Linked DNA regions of Homo sapiens: region 2 is linked to region 1. Evidence: read pairs that join two places in POLR2A ChIA-PET (ENCODE). Cell type or tissue: PC-9. All regions are shown on one strand. Links, peaks and the distances in the headings refer to the core of each region. The heading gives the core; the rest is flanking DNA.

Region 1 (10,102 bases), core at 1,463-9,462:
TTGTGACAAGAAGCAGCTGGTGAAGTAGGCAAGGATCAGTGTGTGTATCAAAAGGTCACTGTCACTCCTAAAAGTCTCTGGATTAATTGGAGGAGCCTCTTCTACTTGTAAGGATCCTGTTCAGTGTTCTAGGCATAAGAGGTCATCTAGAGAAGCCACCTGAAATGGCAGAATAAATTCTTCAGCTTTTTTCCCAACCTCCAAAAGGCTGGAGACCTCCGTGACTAGCTGGCCTGCATTAAGCAGTTTTCCTCTACGTGGAGACAGTGATGAATCCTCCCTGCTTGGAAGGTTGCAGCCTCCACAATAAATCAAGCCCCAAAGAGAGAAGAAGCAGTGGTGATTAAGAGTGGGACCTGAAATCCAAACTGTAATCAGTCAGAGATTTGTCATTGGAATTGGAGATGGAGATGGAGAAATAATGGATGATTCAGGCCCACGGTGGCTGTCTCTAAACATGTTAATTGCCTCAGCTTAAGTGGCTGAAACTGATGATTAGAAAATGTAGAGATGTGCATAGCAGAACTCACAGCCACTGCCTCCCGGGGCTGGCGCACCCAGCTCTGAGAAAGTGGGCTTTCTCTTTGAATGGGAGGGGGTAGGGTGATGCCTTGGCTGGGGGTAGATAGGATTGGTTATCACAGCTCTGAGGTCCTATAAGGAGATACAATAGGGACATGGCGTGCCCCCTCCTGCCAGGTGGTTGAGATTCACAGGGGCTGGTGGTACCTGCTTCACCCACCAAGGGTCACCACCTCTGGAATGATGGCTCCTTTGCTCTGATTCCTCAGGTGATTGCCTGAGAAGTCTAAGGTGAGGGTTAATGCAATTCATCTACACTGGACTTTGAGAATAAAGAAGGTGCCCCATAGTTACAAAATGTCTTACACGTGTGCTGTGCATGTCTTTATTTTTAATGTGTGCGTATGTGTTTCTCCCTCTGTGTCTGCCATCTGGGGTAGTTAGCTCATCTAACTAAATTGAGAGACCAAAGTCATGGTCCATACCCAAATGGGATGGTTTGAGGGAGTTTGTTCTCCACCCAAAGAAATCTTAGTTTGTAACCACAGGCTGCATATCTAATGCCAGCCAGCCATGTTGTAAACATATGCACTTGGTCATTTCAATGCACTTTACCACGTATTTGTTAAGTCTCTCCTAACTGCCATGCATTGTACAAAGGCGCTTTGCAAATGGAAATGAGAAAAGAATAGACGTTGGCTAAGATGGCTTGCAGAATGCTGGACAGAGGAATCTATCTGTATTGGAAGGTGGGAAGAGGATGATGACTCCACAATGGATAGATTATGGAAAGTACCCCTGGGAGGGGGTCAGAAAACATGCTGTGGGGCCCAGAGGTACAGGGGAGGGTGGAGGAACAAGGGACGGTAGGCAGAGCTCCCAATAGAAAGTGTCATTTGAGGCTGGGGACGGTGGCTCGTACCTGTAATCGCAGCACTTTGGGAGGCCGAGGTGGGCAGATCACCTCAGGTCAGGAGTTCAAGACCAATCTAGCCAACATGGTGAAACCCCCTTTCTACTGAAAAATATGAAAATTAGCTGGGCGTGGTAGCAGGCGCCTGTAATGCCAGCTACTTGGGAGGCTGAGGCAGGAGAATTGCTTGAACCCAGGAGGCAGAGGTTAGAGTGAGCCAAGATCACGCCACTGTACTCCAGCCTGGGCAACAGAGTAAGACTATGTCTCCAAAAAAAAAAAAAAAAAAAAAAAGGTAAGTGGCATTTGAGATGGGCCTTGAAGGATGTTTCAAAAGATTTTGATGGGAAGAACAAAGTATTCATGAGAGCCTAAACAATACAAAGTATATTTATATATTATATAAATAAATATATTTAGTAATATGTATCTATATCTCCCTATATAACTGGGTAAAATGGTGCATTTATATCTGTAGCCTTCCCTACTGCTGGTCTAGGTGCCAAATTTCTTCCTTACAGTTACCCTTTAGCTTACAACTTTGATTTCTGATAAAATGAAGTTACCCTTGGGAGCAGCTTTTCAATGATTTTAAGCTCCTTTTACCCATTTATACCTGTGTGGCTGGATTGGAGGTGGGAGAGCTTAGTCTTCCTGCTGGTCACACTTCCCACCATCAGGCCTTTCTTGGTCAGGATCAGTTTCTTCCCTCTTCCCCCAGAGGCTACACTGTCCCTCTTCATCATTGCTAATTGTTGTTTTTCTCGCGTTCCTCTTGCTCCATCCACCATCAGGCAAAATGCCACTGCCTTCTGAGGCTGGCCATTTTTTCCTGACCCTCCTATATTTGTGATAAATGTACATATTCACTTTAGGTTTGTGAGTTACTATAGGAGGATACACAGGGGCCAGAAAAACAAGAGCAGGGCAGTTATGGATTCATTAGAAACCCTTGCAGTATTTCTCCTAGTGGTCCTGCCTTGGGTCAGATGACACATGGGCTGGACCAGCTCTTCCAGTCTTCCCAGTGGCCATCCATGGGTGACCCCTAGGAGCAAGCGTGGTATTCTGTTAATAGTAAGCAGTGCACTGAGGGCTTGTGTCATTTGGGTTTGGGTATAATAAAAAGAGGAGTGCCATAAAAAGAAGAACTTACCAGAAATGGATCTGTGTTGGGGCAGTGGCTCTACGTTGCTGCAGGGAGGGCCTTTGTGTCAACCGTCTGTGAGAGGCAGTGTCCAGGCAGAAGTCAGCTGCCATAGAAGCAGGAGTGGCGTTTTCCTCCTCTAACTCAGGGCCGTGTCTCTGCTCCCTCTTCAGCTGGTGCTGCCAGAATACTCCATCCATAGCCTCTTCTGCATTATGTTCCTGTGTGCGCAAGAGTGGCTCACGCTGGGGCTGAATGTCCCTCTACTTTTCTATCACTTCTGGAGGTAAGTCAGACTGGGACTGGTATATCCTTCGTCTTTTCTGCCAGGGCAGCCTGCTCTCCAGTGATGATGTCACCCAAATAGACAGCTTCTATTGCCTTCCAATCATCCCTTCCTTTCTGGGTCTCTCTCTTTAAAGCCTGTTCCCAAACTGCTCTTAGGCAACAAGTCCAATAAGGAAAGGCCCTTTTTGTTGGTTTCATTAACCACAACCCCATCCCTTGTAGGTCAGTGTTAAAAGCATCTATAGTTGCATTCACAACAGCCAAAGAGTGGAACCAACCCAAATGCCCATCAGCTGATAAATGGAGAAACAAAATATGGTATATCCATACAATGGAATACTATTTGTCAATAAAAAGAAATGAAGTACTGATACATGCTACAACATGAAGCCCTAAAGAAAGTATCAGTGAAAAAAGCCAGACACAAAAGGCCACATATTTCATGATTCTATTTATAGGAAATGTCCAGGAAAGGCAAATCTATAGACAGAAAGTAAATTCATGGCTGCCAGGGGCTGGGAGGGAATGAGAATAGGGAATGACTGCTAATGGGTCAAAGGTTTTCTTTTTAGGGTGATGAAAATGTTCTGAAATTAGATAGTCATGATGGTTGCACAACTCTATGAATATACTAAAAACCACTGAATTGTACAGTTGTACACTTTAAAAGGGTGACTTTTATGGTATGTAAATTATATCTTAATAAAAAAAAAAGCACCTACCAGATGGGCTGGATTTTCTGGGACAGTTATAATTTCATAGATTCTATTCCCTGCTAAGACCATGTGTCAGATCATGTGATTTTTGGCTTTTTGTAAAATAGAGTCACCATATGGACACAGGAGGCAGAGGTGGGGGAATATCTAAATAGTAGAGAAGGTATTTGCGCAGATAAGTTGCCTGCCCTTGACCCTTTGCTGCCAGAGCATTGGACCCCAAAGTGTTTTATCATTTTTATTGTACCATAAAATCTGGCTTGAATTTAGCCACACCTAAGACATGCACTCCTTCATTTAGAAAACATACGGGATACATAGTACACGCCAGGCATTGTGAGGGATTTCACGTTAAGTGTAAAGCAAAACCTTTACCCTTAAGGAACGTACATCCTAGTGGTGGAGGGAAATATGTTCTTAACAGACATATGAGGAATACTGGTAGGAGCATAGAGAAAGAAGCACTTAAATTAGACTCAAGAGTGACATTGGAAAAGCACATTCCAGGGCGAGGGCCCAGCATGTGCAAAGGCCCAGAGTTAAGAGAACACTTGTTGTGTTTGGGAAACAGTAGTTGCTCAGTGAGGTTGGATGTAGGGTTCTTGGAGGGAAATAAGAAGAGACAGGGTTGGCAGGCAGCTGAGAGTATGGTATGGAGGGCCTGAAATGATTTGATGGGGAAGGTGGAATTAATTTATTCTCTAGGTAATGAAAAATGATCAGAAGCTTTAGAAGAAGACAGTGGCATTACCTGATCTGATTTTTAGGAAGGTGGCCTGGGAAGCAGTGTAAAGGATGGGTTAGAGGGTGAAATATTGAGGATGAAATCCAATGAGGGGGTTATGGTGGGAACTCCAGGTGGAGAGGTGAGAGAGCCTTGACCCAGGTGGTGGGAGTCAGAATGGTGAGAGAACAAGAGAAGCTGTGGAGGTGAACTGGATAAGCCTTGGCCCATAATTGGGTGCAGGTGAGGGAGAGAAAGCCTCTAGGCTGCGTGGCCGGGAGGTCGATGGTGCCATTGACCAGGGCCAGCAGGGTAGAAGAAATCTCAGATTTAGGGAGGAAGGAAAAAGATTCGGTTACATCGAGAAGCCTCACTTTAAGTAAAGGCAATCTGCTCTCATCTGAATTAGAGAGAAGTCAAATAGAAGATCCAGGATTCACAACAACCAAGTGAGCTGGGTTTCATTTTCTGTGTTTGATACATGGGGACACAGAGACTCACAAAGGTTAAGTCAACTTAACCTGTGTTGCTCAGCTCGGACGTGGCAGGGCTGAGGTTACACCCCACCTCTGTACGAATTCCAGTCTGAGTCCCTGCCACCTGACACACTGCCCCAGGGGCTGGCTCTTCTCCTCCAGGAAAGGAGTTCGTCCCAAGGTCCTTCAAGTAGGGGGCTGTCAAGGCAGGGTATCAGAAATGTGATTAATGGACAAAACATCGATCAGGGCACTGCTTCGTGGGGCTAGCGCTTGTCCAAAAGGGAGGAAAAGGAGAGGCAGCCAGTGTCCGTAGACTAGGAAAGTTGATCTCTATGGAGGAAGGGAGGGGCTGCAATCTCCTTGCCAATAGGGACTTTGTCTTACCTTTTTTTTGAATCCCTGACAGGATCTAGTCTAGTTCCTGGCAATTAGTAAGTTCTCAGAACATGAAAGAAAAAAAAGAATGAGGAGGGGAGGAGTCCTTTAAAAACCAGAGCCCTTGTACACCCTTTATCCCCCTTTTTACTCCCCCTCCTTCCCAACAGGTCCAGACCAGTGACATTTCACATACAGAGAAAGTCCCCTCCTGCTCTGGCTCTTAGTTTGCTTAAAGGAAATAGAACTGTCTGCTGTTGACTCAGTACCTGTTCTTCCCAGGTTATTTGCATACATCGCCTCACATAATGGTCACAACAGCCCTTTGCAGTGGGCAATTCCATCCCCATTTCACCGATGAGAAAGTTGAGGCTCAGATGGGTTAATGACTGACCCAAGGAAAGTCAATGTGGTGACTGGTGACTGGCAGGGCCTTTGCTGTTTCCACGGAGCCACATGGCCACCCTGCCCTTCTGCCTCCACTTAATGAGGTCACCTGGGAATAAAACCACAGTGACAGCAAATAGCTTTTGAGATTGGCTCCCAGGAAGAGGAGAGATGAGTGGCCTGGAGGGCTGTGAGCTGGCAGTTGTCATCGAATCTGGCTTGTGATTTCTTTTCAGCACAGTGTCAGTGACAGATAACGTCAGTGCAATTCTCTGAAGGGGAAGGAGGAGGGAGCTGAGATTCCGGATCTGCGAGTTGCTACATTGCAGGATGTTCTTCAAAGCCAGTGTGATTAATCTCCCGGTCGGAGCCCTCTCCCTGGGCCCTTTACCACCATTGAGAACCACTGTCTGTCCCAGAGCCCAGGGAAGCCATTTATTTGCACTCCTGGCCTCTGGGTGGCTTTACCAGAATGACTGAAAAAGGAACTCACTGAGAGATTCCAGCTGTACTTTGTTCTTGGGCTCCGGCAGGAGGCTGTGGCCAGGTCCCTGGGGGCAGTGTCCTGGGGGCAGCGACCACTTCCCAAGGGACTCAGGAGGCTCAGACTCCTGCCCCAGGTCTCACCAAGCCTGACGGCTCCCCTCCTCAGGGGCTGTGGCCAGGTGAGCCTTGGGAACGTAGTATTTTGAAGTACACACAGTTCGCGTTAGCTGCTCCCCCTCCTCCTCTTTCCCACCTACGTTCTTTCACTCACCCAGCTGCCGTCCAGGGCACGCTGTCTCCCGACAGATGGCTGATGTTCTTTTTGAGTTCTAGGTCCCACTATCAAGAAGGAAAGCACCTGTAAACTGCTCTGCGCTCAAGTGAGAATAGGATGTCCCGAAGTATTCAGGATTTTCAATAAGGGTCTGTGTAAAGTAGTTTTAGGGTAGAATGGAGGTATGGTGGCATCCCAGCAGTGGTGGTATAGCCCTTTACCTCTGCCTGCACTTGTCCTGAGAGGCGGCTCTTCCTCAGACTCCTAGGCAACGCCAGGTGACACATTTCCCCTTCTGTTGGAGCAGCTTTGTATATGGGTGAAATTGCCATGATGCCAGTGGATTGGAGTATTTGGGGATTTACTACCTGCTGGAAGATAGTGGCTGAGCCACTCTTCAGCGGTGCTTCAACTGTGATTTGGGCAGAAGGCAGGCAATTGCTTGGCAGGGATTGCTCGACAGAAGCCCTGCATCGGAAGGGTTTGCCCAGGTTACGCCAGAAGTACCAGGACCTCAGAGACAATGATGTCCTCTCTCCCTGCAGGTATTTCCACTGTCCAGCAGATAGCTCAGAACTAGCCTACGACCCACCGGTGGTCATGAATGCCGACACTTTGAGTTACTGTCAGAAGGAGGCCTGGTGTAAGCTGGCCTTCTATCTCCTCTCCTTCTTCTACTACCTTTACTGGTGAGTATCTGCCCCTCCTGGTGGTTTTGACTCCTGCAGCAAAAGGAAGAGAATTTCAGGCTGGCCTCTGGGAGGCGTCCTTTGGGAGATGGCGTGCGAGGGTGGGAGTCATGGCCATTCAGGTGTAGTCCCAGCTGTCTGACTCTGGCTCAGGAGCAAGGGCTTCTGTATAAACAAGTAAGGGGGCAGGAGATCCTGCAGGAGGCCTTGCCTGCTGATCGGCACATCCTTAGGGCCACGCAGTGAAAACACCCTCTCAACATCCCTTTGGAGATAACTGGTGAAGTGCAGTTGGCTACTCCTTCTTCCCTATAGGGCTTCCTGCCTCTCACGACTTTGCAGCTCAGCCCAGCAGGTTGCCTGTGGCCACAGGGGCTCAGGCTCATCCTCACTGTCCCTTGCCCCAAGGATTCTTGGGAACCATAACAGAGGCCCCAAACTCCCCACCCCAGCCCCACAGTGGCTGTCACGGTTCATAAAGTGGCATTTTGTGTCGCTAAATGCTTCATTTACAGTTTTCCCAATATTACATAACACCATTCCAATTAAGAAAAACCTGCTGACTTTGCAGTCCTGTTTCAGGAGTGTCCCTTCTTTTCACCTCTCCGCTCAGAACATCCTAACTAAGCAGATAGCTATAAACAGACTGTCTTGTGGTTTGACACCACAGAGAGTGCCTTTTCCGCAAATGTCTCCTCCTCCTTCCTGCTCCTCTTTGGCTCATCTCTGGGGACTCTCACCTGTCACTTGCGATTCCATCATTACCTGTGGCAGGGCCATGGTGATCTCCAAACCTCCCGGTGATGTCTCCAAAAGGGCATGGTTGACAGCAGCCAGGTGAAGAGGAGGAGGGGTCGGGATGTTGGACTGCACGCCACCCCTAGGTTTGGATTGGGCTGTGGCAGGCCAGAATGTGGCTGCATTTGTCCAGCATTTTTTATTTTTTATTATTTTTTAATTTTTATTTAAAGATGGGGTCTCACTGTTTTGCCCAGGCTGGAGTGCAGTGGTGCCATCGCTGCTCACTGCAGCCTTGAACTTGGCTCAAGTGATTCTCCCACCTTAACCTGAGTAGCTGGGACTGCAGGTGTGTGTCACCATGCCCGGCTATATTTTTTTTTTTTAATTTTAAAATTTTTTGTAGAGATGGGGTTTCACTGTGTTGCCCAGGCAGGTCTTGAACTCTTGGGCCCAAGTGACCCTTCTGCCTCAGCCTCCCAAAGTTCTGACATTTAAAAATGAGCCAGGCTTTGTGCTCAGAGCTTTGTACGTATCGCTCAATTTATAAGATAAATACTATCCTCACTCACATATGAAAAATGAACTGAATCTGAGAAGTTAGATAATTTTCCTGAATTCCAGCTATTAGTGTCACAGCTGTAAGTAGTACATCTTGAGTCCGATTTCAAAGACTGAACTCCTTTTTCCTTTTTCTTTTTTTGAGGGTATCACTCTGTCTCCCAGGCTAGACTACAATGGCAGGATCATAGCTTGCTGCAACCTTGAACTCCAGGCTCAAGGGATCCTCCTGCCTAAGCCTCCTGAGTAGCTGGAATTATAGGCATGTACCACCATGCTCGGCTAATTTTTGTATTTTTCTGTAGAGACAGGGTTTTGCTATGTTGCCCAGGCTGGTCTTGAACTCCTGGGCTCATGTGATCTACCCGCCTCAGCCTCCCAAAGTGCTGGGATTACAGGCGTGAGCCACCGTGCCCAGTAGCTCTTAACTGCTGGCTATCTTAGAAAACCTCTAGAAAAGTCTTCATCAAAGTGTGGGGTAAGGAAGGGAGGAAGGTGTGCTTTTTAAAAATGCAGATTCCTGGGCTTATAGCTACCTATTCAAACTTTCCAGGGCTGGGCTCTGCGTTTTAAACAAGCTCTCTGGACAATCTTGGTGCACACCTTGGTGGCTCTGGAGCATTCTACTTGGTTCTGCCTTCCCTCCCCTTTACATCCCCAGTGTCCGCAGACTCTGTGGGGTGCTCTGGGATGTTTACTGCTCCAGCCTGCAGGGAGCCTGACGGTCTTTGAAGCCTCCGGAGATTTCTACGGTGCCCAGTGGGTTCACCTAAGTCTTTCTGACTCCAAGTCTGAACTATTTAACAACCAAAGGCTTGTCAGATGGGTTTCTGTCTTGGGAGACCTACAGAGTGTGGACAAAGCCGCCGTGGGCTTAGGGACTTGCCACCTTGGAGGTTAGGTTTTTTCCCTGCAGTGTGCTCAACCCTGCTTTCTTTGTGGAGCCACAGACTTCCCCTTCTGCAGAGTCATGGGCTGAGTGGCCTGTCCCCAGAGACAGCACTGTCTCTCCTCTAAGCCAACAGAATGAGACCATTGTTTTCATTAGCTCCTGCCCCTTTAGCCTGGGATCCACCTCAGTGTGGATGAAGACAGAGGCGAGACTTTCCCTCATTTCAGTTTTGTTGCAGTAACTGCTGGAGCCGAGGCGTCGCAGGGAAGAAGCCATATGAGTTCACAGGGAGGGAAGCGGCTGTGCGTGCTCCGCTGCGGGGGTGGGAGGGGGTGGGGTAGGGAGGTCTTGGCAGCTCCTCTCGGTTAGATGGGTGTGATTGTTCTGTAACCGAGTGTGTTCCAGACAGTCTGTTTGACTGTTTGTCCTCTAATTCATTACTTCAGTTTGGCCCTGCCTTCATGATACATGTGTTAATCACTCTGTTTCTAAAACAAAATTGGAAACAGTTCCTGCAGCCTCACTGGGACCCTGGGTGGCCGCCACGGGCACCCACATTCTTTGTTGAATCTGGCCCCTTGGTGCTCTTTGGGGCTGCTTAAAAGACTCTGTTTCTCCCACCTTAGGAGCTGCCAGCCCCTCAGATCCGGAGCTGGTGGAGAGCACAGCAGCGTCAGCGCAGGCCACCGTGGGAGGGAGGGAAGGGGACTCGTGTATGCAGAGCCATGTCTGAACTGAGCTCAGGGCTAGAGACCCACACAACAGCGGGGAAGACGGGGTTGATAGTTTATAGTTTGAGCTCCCTGAGGGGCTCCTGAGGACTTCGGAGAGGTTAAGAAATGTGTCTCAGGTCCCTGCTAATAATTAGCAACATCTGGCTTCAGAGCCTGTGCTCTTTCTTCTATCCTGTT
Region 2 (10,102 bases), core at 889-8,888, 170 kb before region 1:
TTGCTCCTCATTCTTTTCAGCACTTTGTGTTATCTTTTAATCAGGACCCTCCAACCCCTGGTACCACTCTGTGGCCTGTTAGGAACCGGGCCCCACAGCAGGAGGCGAGCAGTGGGTGAGCAAGTGCAGTTTCATCTGCATTTAGAGCTGCTCCCCGTTGCTTGCATTACCACCTAAGCTCCGCCTCCTTTCAGATCAGTGGTGGCATTAGATTCTCATAGGAGCGTGAACCCTATTGTGAGCTGTGCATGCAAGAGATCTAGGTTACATGCTCCTTATGAAAATCTAATGCCTGATGATCTGTCACTGTCTCCCATCACCCCCAGATGGGACCATCTAGTTGCAGGAAAAGAAGCTCAGGGCTCCCACGGATTCTACATTATGGTGAGTTGAATAATTACTTCATCATATATTACAATGTAATAATAGAAATAAAGTGCACAATAAGAGTAATGCACTTGAATCATCCTGAAACCATTCCCCTGGGTCTGTGGGAAAATTGTCTTCCATGAAACCGTCCCTGGTGCCAAAAAGTTTGGAGACCACTGTTTTAGATTTTAACCATTCAGGTGTCTGTTGAATGTATCTCGTGATTTCAATTTGCATTTCCCTCGTGATTAATGATATTCAGCACCTATATATGTTTACTGGCCATTTGCATGGCCTCTTTTGTGGAATACCAGTTTGAGTTTCTTACCCTTTGTTCTACTGGGTTCTCTGTTATTTTGCTTTTGATTAACTTTTACCAGTTTTTAATATAGTCTGGTTATGAGCCTCTTAGTTATATGTATTAAAATGACACTTTCCCACTTTTGTTTGTCTTTTCACTCTTCTACTTATCAAAACAGAAGCTCTTAATTTTGGTAAATAAAAATTCTTAACTTTAATGTATTCTAGTGCATCTCTCTTTTCCTTTATGGTTTACAGATTTCCTTTCTCAGTCATGAATTTTCCTATATATAATTTTCTAAAAGTTTTATCATTTCAAACTTAGATCTACAATCCACCCAGAGCTGATTTTTGTGAATGGCATGAGAGGGAGTCAAGTTTCAGTTTTTGCCTTTGTCTATCCGTTTCACTTAGTACTTGAGAAGCTATCTTTTCCTCATTACTCTGATCTTTATGCTGGGGCCACACTTTCCCTGAGCTGCGTCTGTCCCTCATTGACATGTTGAAGGTACTAAAGCTGGGCCAATTCTGCTCGATGTGGCCTCTTCTAATGGGAACCTGGGCTTAGATACTACCCGTCAGCCAAACGAGACTTTCTTAGAACTGCAGTGTGGTCTGAGGATCTTCCTACCAGTCTTCTTTCCCTCTTGTCAATGGTGTCAGACAAGTGTGGTCTGAAGGCTCCCTCTGCCTATGCATGCTCTCTCCCTCTCTATCCTGCCCAAGTATCTCCCCCAACAAGTATCTTGCATGTCTGGTTCATGTTAACATCAGCTTATTGGAGGACCTGAGCTCACATAGGGTGAGTAGAACCTAGAATAAGAGAGTCATGCTTCAGTGTCAAAGGGACAAAGGGCTGGGCTAAGTTCAGGCCAAAAGAGAATGGATATGGAGAATGGATTGAAGGACTTTCTCGAAGAAGAGTGCATGGAAACTTGTGCCTAACAATGTAGAGGGCAAGGGAGGGGGTGGAGTTGAAGACACCTCCAACATTGAGACTTGATCACCATGTCACTGAAAAGGAACTCATTTGAGGGAAATATAATGACACTATTTCTATGCTAATTAAGGGATTTTTGTGGAAATAATTTAATAACAATGTTGTTACTTTTGTATTGGGCTTCAACAGTTTACTAGATGAATTTATACATCATCTCATTTACTCTTTAACCGGCTTTTGGAATACAAGAGAAAATGGAAGCACTTAGGGAGGTCCTATTTGACTCTCCTTTCCTGGGGTCTTCCCTGCTGACCCTTCTACTCCAGACTCTTCTTCACTTCTGTTTCCAAGGGATGAAATCACTAAATCACTCAGGTTAGGCCATCTCCAGTCAAGATAAAAGGTCGGGGTGGTGTTAGCATGTAGTGAGATGATGTGTGGTGGAAGAGATCTTAGGCCATGTGAAGGCTGAAAAATGTGGGTTTAAGGGAGAAGGGTCTGGGATATACATTGATTTGGCTGGGGACAGATTATTTTATAATATTTAGGGATGGTGACTGATATAGTTTGGATATTTGTCCCCCCAAATCTCATGTTGAAATTTGATCCCCAGTATTGGAAGATGGGGCGTAATGGGAGGTGTTTGGATCAGGTGGGCAGATCCCTCATGAATGGCTTGGTGCCCTTCCCATCCTAATGAGTGAGTGCTCACTCTACTAGTTCACATGAGAGTGGTTGTTTAAAAGAGCATGACACCCCTCCCCTCACTGTCTCTCTCTTGCCCCGTCCCTCACCATATGACACACTGCTCTCCTTCCTCTTCCACTGCAACTGGAAGCTTCCTGAGGTCCCCACCAGGAGCAGATGCTGGCGCAGTTCCTAACAGGCCACAGACTGATACCAGGGGTTGGAGAGTCCTGATTAAAAGATAACACAAAGTGCTGAAAAGAGTGAGGAGCAATAGAAGTTCCTATGTGCTACTGAAGAGTGTGTAAAATGATTCCAGCACTTTGGGAAACTGTTTGCAAAATCTGCTACTCAATATTGCTCATCCTGTGACCTGGAAATTCCACTCCTAGGTATGGAAGTGCCTAGAAGTGGTTTTACATAATATAGGATATACACATGAAAAGCCATGCCCAAGAATGTTCATAGCATCATTACTCACTATTATTAATACAAAGCAAATGTCCAGCAGTAAAATGTGGTCATGCTTCTTGTACAGGCTGCAGAACCATAAGCCAAATACACCTCTTCTTTTTATAAATTACCCAGTCTCAGGTATTCCTTTATAGCAACACAAAATGAACTAAGACAGTCACCTCACAAGGGTGTGAAGTGTTGATTTTTGGGGGGTTATGGATAAATCGTATCACTGTCAGAGAAGGGGAGAGAAGGACAATAGAAAGTAGAGCAATGTAGAGAAGGAATGATCGTTATGGGTGGGTTGGCAGAAGAAGGACAATACTACATTGAAATATTTTAGACGGGGTGTGTGTGTGTGTGTGTGTGTGTGTGTGTGTGTGTGTATTCTAGCCTCAGGGAGAGTGAGAAGAGGGGATTTGGTGGTTGGAAGAGAAGAGTGAAAGAGATATTGGAATTAGAAAGATTCTGAAGAACTTTAGAGTACTTAAGATTGGCATCCATTAGCCTAGGCTCTGTCAGCTAGCCAGTATTAAGTATCTCCCGTGGCTGCTGTTCAGTACGGATGGGACAGATGTTGTGTCTTAGGGAAGGGAGCTAGACTTTGAAGCTCCTTCCATTCTAGGATTGGACAAACAGGTATTTATTTAAAAGAACCAGATGGTTCAAAGGAATTTCTAATTTTATACTGTTGGGCATCAGGTTTCAAACTAAATTTGGGCTCTGTCTTCCAGCTTTCCTGTTGGCCCTGGATTGAGAATAGCCTCCTGTTTTACCAGCCATCTGGTCCCTCCAGATCTCTGCTGCTGAGTGACAACTCCAAATATCTCCCCACAGAGAGGACAGAATCTTAAACAAAATCTATAGGGTGAATATACATTTTTCTAATAGGTGAGATCCTGGAAAGGAATAGGTCCCCACTTTGAAAAGACCCATGTGATGAGAGTCACACTTATGTTTGATTTGATAAGTGGCTTCTTGAGCAGCCACATATTGAAGTGTACTCTCTACTGGATAGTCCATACCTGTGCTTCTAGATCTTTGATTTTGTAGAATTTCCTTTTCTAAATAAGCAGGCTTGTGTGCTAGTAATTCATCACATAGTATCAATAACTGTTTATAAATACCTGCTTGTGTGCTAGGCACTGGTGGCACAGAGTGGTAGAAGAAGGTGTCACTACCAGTTTGAACTATATCTCTGGTTTTCTAAAATGACGAAAATGGAGAATGATTTAGCTCTAACCATGACATGAATTTTTTGAGGAATAAAATCTATTATTTTCAGCAGGACCGTCTCTGGACAGAAGAGGCTAAGGCCATCCCAGGGCTTGATTTGTCTCCAGTGCAAGACAAATCGTACTATGAAGTCTCTTTGCTTCCTATTCTCAACCCCTCCCACTGGCAACCCAGCATTTTTATCAGGTCAAAGTGAATGACAAGGGTTAAAACTTGAAGAGGATGAGAAATCACACAATGCATCCATGTGACCAGAAGGGCTGACGATACTTGGATGGAGGTGTTACCACTTGGTTTGGTGAAGTCTGGGGTTTACATGCTTTGGAGGCATGTGTGAGCCTCAGGCCCTTCCTTCTGAGCAGCAGATGGCAGAGCCACCTCAATGCACTCTGCCAGCTGCCTGGTTCATGTGCCTGGGTGGGATTGTCCTGCTCTACCTTCCACAAGGATGGCTTTGTCTGCCAGAAAGAATAATCACAACTGAAACAAATGTGTAACGATACCTGGATAGATACAGCTCAATTGGCTCCTGACAGGCCTCTGGCTAGGAGGGCCTGAGCAGTTACAGTGGGAAGGTGGATGGTTTAGGACCAGACAGATGGTGGGCAGCTGTCATCCACTGCATCCCAGTCCCCTTCAGTCTCACATCACAAATGACCCTAAGGCTATGTGTGAGCAGATTTGAAAATAAAAAAGGTTCAGTTGATTCCATTTATCACAAGTTTTCTCAAGAACAGGCAGGCAATAAAACTGGTCCCCATTCCCCCAAATAGATTTTGCAATGCTTGAGGTCTCCTCTTAATATATAATGGAGGAGTTGCTAGGGTAGCTGATCTGAGTGTGTGTATGTCTCTGTCTAATAGGTTTTTCTTGCAAAAAGTCTTATAGTTATGGTTTAAGTTCTCATTGCCCAACTGTATACTCTGAGTCACTGTCCTGTCACAGCCATATTTCCGGCTGGCATTGTGTCTGCAACCAAGAGTGTGACTGCAAGAACACAAGGCACTGTGCAAAGATAGATGAGCTGTATGAGTCAGGAGTTCTGCTCTCCAGGTCTGAGGCTGTTCATTGCCTGGGTTTGTCCAGCGGGCCTGAAGCCATGGAGAGCATAATATTTAGAGGTGGCGAACCCGACACCACCCTGCTTGCATTCTTTGCTCCAGGCCTTCTGACCTAGTTGTCCTTTTCCTGTACCCCATGCTTGCTCCCTGAGCCCTACGCTTGCTGTTCTCCAGATTGAGGCTTTCTCCTCTTGCTTCATACTCCCCTCCCTCAGCCCACTATGCACTATGTCAGGCCAACTGGTCTTACTCTGCAGGAGAGTCTGAGATTCACTGTTGCTTCCTGTGGGGAGGCTTTTCTGAGCCCCCAGGCCTGGTGCTGTGTGCTCCCGTGGCAGCCCCTGCTTCTCCTGTACACCACATATTGCCAACTTGCTTCTGACTTTCCCCTACTGAGCTACATTCTCCATGAGGTAGGGAATTATGTGTTTATTTTTCCAGCACAGAGCTTGGTGCACACTGGGTGCTCAGTGGTTGAGCAGATGAATGGACCATCTCGGTGATTCTTTGCTTCCCTCACACTGAGAAGGTCTGGCCAGCTCGTTTCCCTTTCTCCTCTCCCTTGTTTCTTGCTGAATCTTCTGGAGCACCAGTGAAAACACAGTCCTTGCCTGGCTTTCTGTTTTTTTTTTTTTATTCTCTCCCCATTGCTTTAATTAACTTAGAAATTCAGTGGACTCTTAGACAAACAATAGAATTTGATTATCTCTATAGTATACCTGGATGCCACTTCTCTGAAGTCTGTTTGAATGAAGTGATAAAACCTTGTATGTTTTGTTTGTTTTCCAGTTGCCTCCTGGTTATAAAGCAAAGCCAAACTGGAGAGACCAGTGCCAGAGCCTTTATTACTAAAAGGTCAGCATTACTTGCAACTCTCTTTGGTTTGGGGCTCTTTTGTGTCACAGATGTTTTCTTTCCTTTATTTTTTTTTTCAGGATTAAGCATGAGTTTAATTTCTTCTTCTTTTTTTTTTAAATTATACTTTAAGTTCTGGGGTACATGTGCAGAACATGAAGTTTTGTTACATAGGTATACATGTGCCATGGTGGTTTGCTGCACCCATCAACCCGTCATCTACATTAGGTATTTCTCCTAATGCTATCCCTCCCCTATCCCCCATCCCCTGACAGACCCTGGTGTGTGATATTCCCTTCCCTGTGTCTATGCTCTTCTTCCTCAACTCCCACTTATGAGTGAGAACATGTGGTGTTTGGTTTTCTGTTCCTGTGATAGTTCGCTGAGAATGATGGTTTCCAGCTTCATCCATGTCCATGCAAAGGACATGAACTCATCATTTTTTATGGCTGCATAGTATTCCATGGTGCATATGTGCCACATTTTCTCTATCTAGTCTATTATTGATGGATATTTGGGTTGATTCCAAGTCTTTGCTATTGTGAATAGTGGCACAACAAACACACATGTGCATGTGTCTTTACAGTAGAATGATATATAATTCTTTGGGTATATACCCAGTAATGGGATTGCTGGGTCAAATGGTATTTCTAGTTCTAGATCCTTGAGGAATCGCCACACTGTCTTCTACAATGATTGAACTAATTACACTCCCACCAACAGTGTAAAAGCGTTCCTATTTCTCCACATCCTCTCCAGCATCAGTTGTTTCCTGACTTTGTAATGATCGCCATTCTAACTGGCATGAGATGGTATCTCATTGTGGTTTTGATTTGCATTTCTCTAATGACCAGTGATGATGAGCATTTTTTCATATGTTTGTTGGCTGCATAAATGTCTTCTTTTGAGAAGTGCCTGTTTATATCCTTTACCCACTTTTTGATGGGTTTGTTTGTTTTTTTCTTGTAAATTTGTTTAAGTTCTTTGTAGATTCTGGACATTAGCCCTTTGTCAGATGGATAGATTGCAAAAATTTTCTCCCATTCTGTAGGTTGCCTGTTCACTCTGATGATAATTTCTTTTACTGTGCAGAAGCGCTTTAGTTTAATTAGATCCCATTTGTCAATTTTGGCTTTTGTTGCCATTGCTTTCGGTATTTTAGACATGAAGTCTTTGCCCATGCCTGTGTCCTGAGATTTATAGCATTTGGACCAGAAGATACCCCAAGAGCAGGCAGTGAGCAGATCACTATCTTTACTCCTAGTCTGCCTTTTGTATTAGGTTGGTGCAAAAGCAATTGCATTTTTTTGCCATTAAAATTACTTTTGCACCAACCTAAATATAACTTGTGATGATGCAGAGCACCCAAACGAGAGAGTGTGTGATTGTGCAGGCATCCACTGTGCCTCTATTTTTATTTCTTCCAGCTTAGGGGTGTGGCTTCTCTCATCATAGTTTCACAAAAGGATTATTTTCTAGTCAAAAAGATAACCACCCAGGTAGAAATCAAGGTGAGGGGAAAGGACGAAACAGTTGTAGATGTTTATTTTTAGTTCAGTTGGCATAAATGACCCCACTGGGATGTTATAAGATCGAGAACCCGGAGTAGGGGAGCCTTGTTAGTCTTTGACTCTGAACAGACCTAGAGTCTGATCCTGTGGCATTCTTCCACCTAAGAGCAATTATTGGAGTTGAAAGAAAACCACTTAGTTTTACTCAAATTTGTTTTAAAATATTTATAATGAGGCCAGGCACGGTGGCTCAAGCCTGTAATCCCAGCACTTTGGGAGGACAAGGCGGGCGGATCACGAGGTCAGGAGATCAAGACCATCCTGGCCAACATGGTAAAACCCCGTCTTTACTAAAAATACAAAAATTAGCTGGGCATGGTGGCACGTGCCTGTTATCCCAGCTACTCTGGAGGCTGAGGGAGGAGAATTGCTTGAACCAGGGAGTCGGAGGTTGCAGTGAGCCGAGATCACGTCACTGCACTCCAGCCTGGTGACAGAGCAAGACTCTGTCTCAAACAAACAAGCAAACAAACAAAAAAAATTTATAATGAAACAAGACTTAGAAGAAGAATGGGCACCTAATAGATGCCAGCTACTGAGCTGTGTGTTTTACTTAGTCATCACCTCATTTAATTGTTTTGATTAGATATTGAGAATATTCATATAATATATATGTGATGTGTAAGGAATTACAATATTGGCCAGGCATGGTGGTTCATACCTGTAATCCCAGAGCTTCTGAAGGCCAAGGCAGGAGGATTGCTTGAGGCCAGGATTTCAAGACCAGCCTGAGCAACATAGTGAGACCTCATCTCTACAAAAAATAAATAAATTAGTCAGGTGTGGTGCACACCTGCAGTCCCAGCTACTCAGGAGGCTGAGGTGGGAGGATTGCTTGAGCCCAGGGGCTTGGGGCCGTAGTGAACCTTGATCACGTCATTGCATTCCAGCCTGGGTGACAGAGCAAGACCCTGTCTCTAAAATATAAAAAGAATTACAGAAGAGTGAACACCTGTGTTCAGCATTACCTTTGGATGCCCTGTAGAATCTGTCTTCTTCCCTTCTCAGATGTAGCTATTCTCCTGAAGTTTATTGTTCACTTTCTTTTTTTTTTAAGACAGAGTTTTACTCTTGTTGCCCAGGCTGAAGTACAATGGAGCGATCTCGGCTCACTGCAACCTCCGCCTCCCAGGCTCAAGCAATTCTCCTGCCTCAGCCTCCTGAGTAGCTGGGATTACAGGCATGTGCCACCACGCCTGGCTTTGTATTTTTAGTAGAGACGGGGTTTCTCCATGTTGGTCAGGCTGGTCTCGAACTCCCAACCTCAGGTGATCTGCCCGTCTCGGCCTCCCAAAGTGGTGGGATTACAGGCGTGAGCCTCTGCACCTGGCCTTGTTCACTTTTTTTCTAAAATGCTTTTTTACATTTTGCTATATTCCAAAACGACATGTTGTTTAGTTTTGAATGTTGTTGGACTTTAAACAAATGGAATCATACTGTATGAATTTTCTGCAACTTGTGTGTTTTACTCAGACATTTGATCTTGAGTTTCATCCGTGTAGTTGTGTTTCACTGTAATTAATTCCTATAATAAGAATTATATGGCGCTAGAGCATATAAATACACCACAGTGTGGTTTATTCATTCAGATGTGGATGAATGTTTGCATTGTTTCCATTTTTAAAACACGATCTAGACAAGACTTTTTCGATCATTCTTGTATGAGTCCCTTTGTGCACACGTACAGGAGCTCTAGGGTATAATCCTGCATGCGGACCTGCTGGATTACAGGACACATGCATCTTCATTCTTGCTAGATTATTTCTAATTATTTTTCAAGTGGTTGTACCAGTTGACACTCTCACCAGCAGTGTGAGTGTTCTGGTTTTTCCATCATAGCCAACACCTGATTTTGTCAGACTTTCAAACTTTTGCCAGTCTGGTAGGTATGAAATAGTATCTTATTGTGGTTTGTTCTTTTTATCTGATTATGAATGAGGTTGAGAATATTTTCTTTCTTTTTTTTTTAGACAGAGTCTGCTCTGTTGCCCAGGCTGGAGTGCAATGGCGCGATCTCAGCTCACTGCAAACTCAACCTCCCGGGTTCAAGCGATTCTCTTGCCTCAGCCTCCAGAGTAGCTGGGATTACAGGCACCTACCAACATGCTGGGCTAATTTTTGTAGTTTTAGTAGACATGGGGTTTCACCATGTTGGCCAGGCTGGTCTTGAACTCCCAACCTCAGGTGATCCACCTGCCTCAGCCTCACAAAGTGCTGGGATTACAGGCTTGAGCCACTGCACCCGGCAAAGCATATTTTCATATGGATATGGATACTTATGTTTCTTCTACTCTAAAGAGATAAAGTCTTGCCAATATTAATGATTTTTAAAATAATTTCAATTTCTATTTTAGATTCAAGGGGTACGTGTGCAAGTTTGTTCCATGGGTATATTATGCGCTGCTGCAGTTTGGAGTACAATCGATCCTGTCACCCATGTAGTGAGCATAGTACCCAATAGTTAGTTTTTCAATCCTTCCCTCCCCCTCCCACCTCTAGCAGTCTCCAGTGTCTGTTGTTGCCACCTTTGTGTCCACATGTACCCAGTGTTTAGCTCCCACTTATAAGTGAGAACATGCGATATTCGGTTTTCTGTTTCTGCATTAATTTGCTTAGGATAATGGCCT

What was found. Peaks named below come from ENCODE experiments on the same cell type or tissue, not always from the same donor. Only the 100,000 strongest peaks of a DNase experiment are listed, where the experiment ranks them.
Region 2: POLR2A ChIA-PET joins it to region 1 with 10 read pairs; 2 of 35 experiments call an interaction of 5 or more read pairs at or near these places.

What each region holds. Positions count from the first base shown.
Region 1 is chr1:224,727,707-224,737,808 of GRCh38, forward strand. CNIH3 (cornichon family AMPA receptor auxiliary protein 3) reads left to right here. Exons shown (of 6, transcript NM_152495.2): 4 at 2,756-2,868; 5 at 6,857-7,000. It overlaps CNIH3-AS1 (CNIH3 antisense RNA 1), which reads right to left and starts at 2,886. Exons shown (of 3, transcript NR_187293.1): 1 at 2,592-2,886. RefSeq lists enhancers at 5,320-6,519, 5,911-6,050, 7,532-7,601, 9,076-9,135, 9,486-9,535. In PC-9, for the core only: no CTCF peak of the experiment used is centred there; DNase peaks (open chromatin) are centred at 4,895, 5,375 and 5,785; H3K4me3 peaks cover 2,047 bases; H3K27ac peaks cover 5,003 bases.
Region 2 is chr1:224,560,361-224,570,462 of GRCh38, forward strand. It overlaps a transcript of CNIH3 not described here. Among named protein-coding and RNA genes, the nearest start is that of CNIH3-AS2, 51 kb to the right of the region's middle. In PC-9, for the core only: no CTCF peak of the experiment used is centred there; DNase peaks (open chromatin) are centred at 5,021 and 5,891; H3K4me3 peaks cover 878 bases; H3K27ac peaks cover 5,501 bases.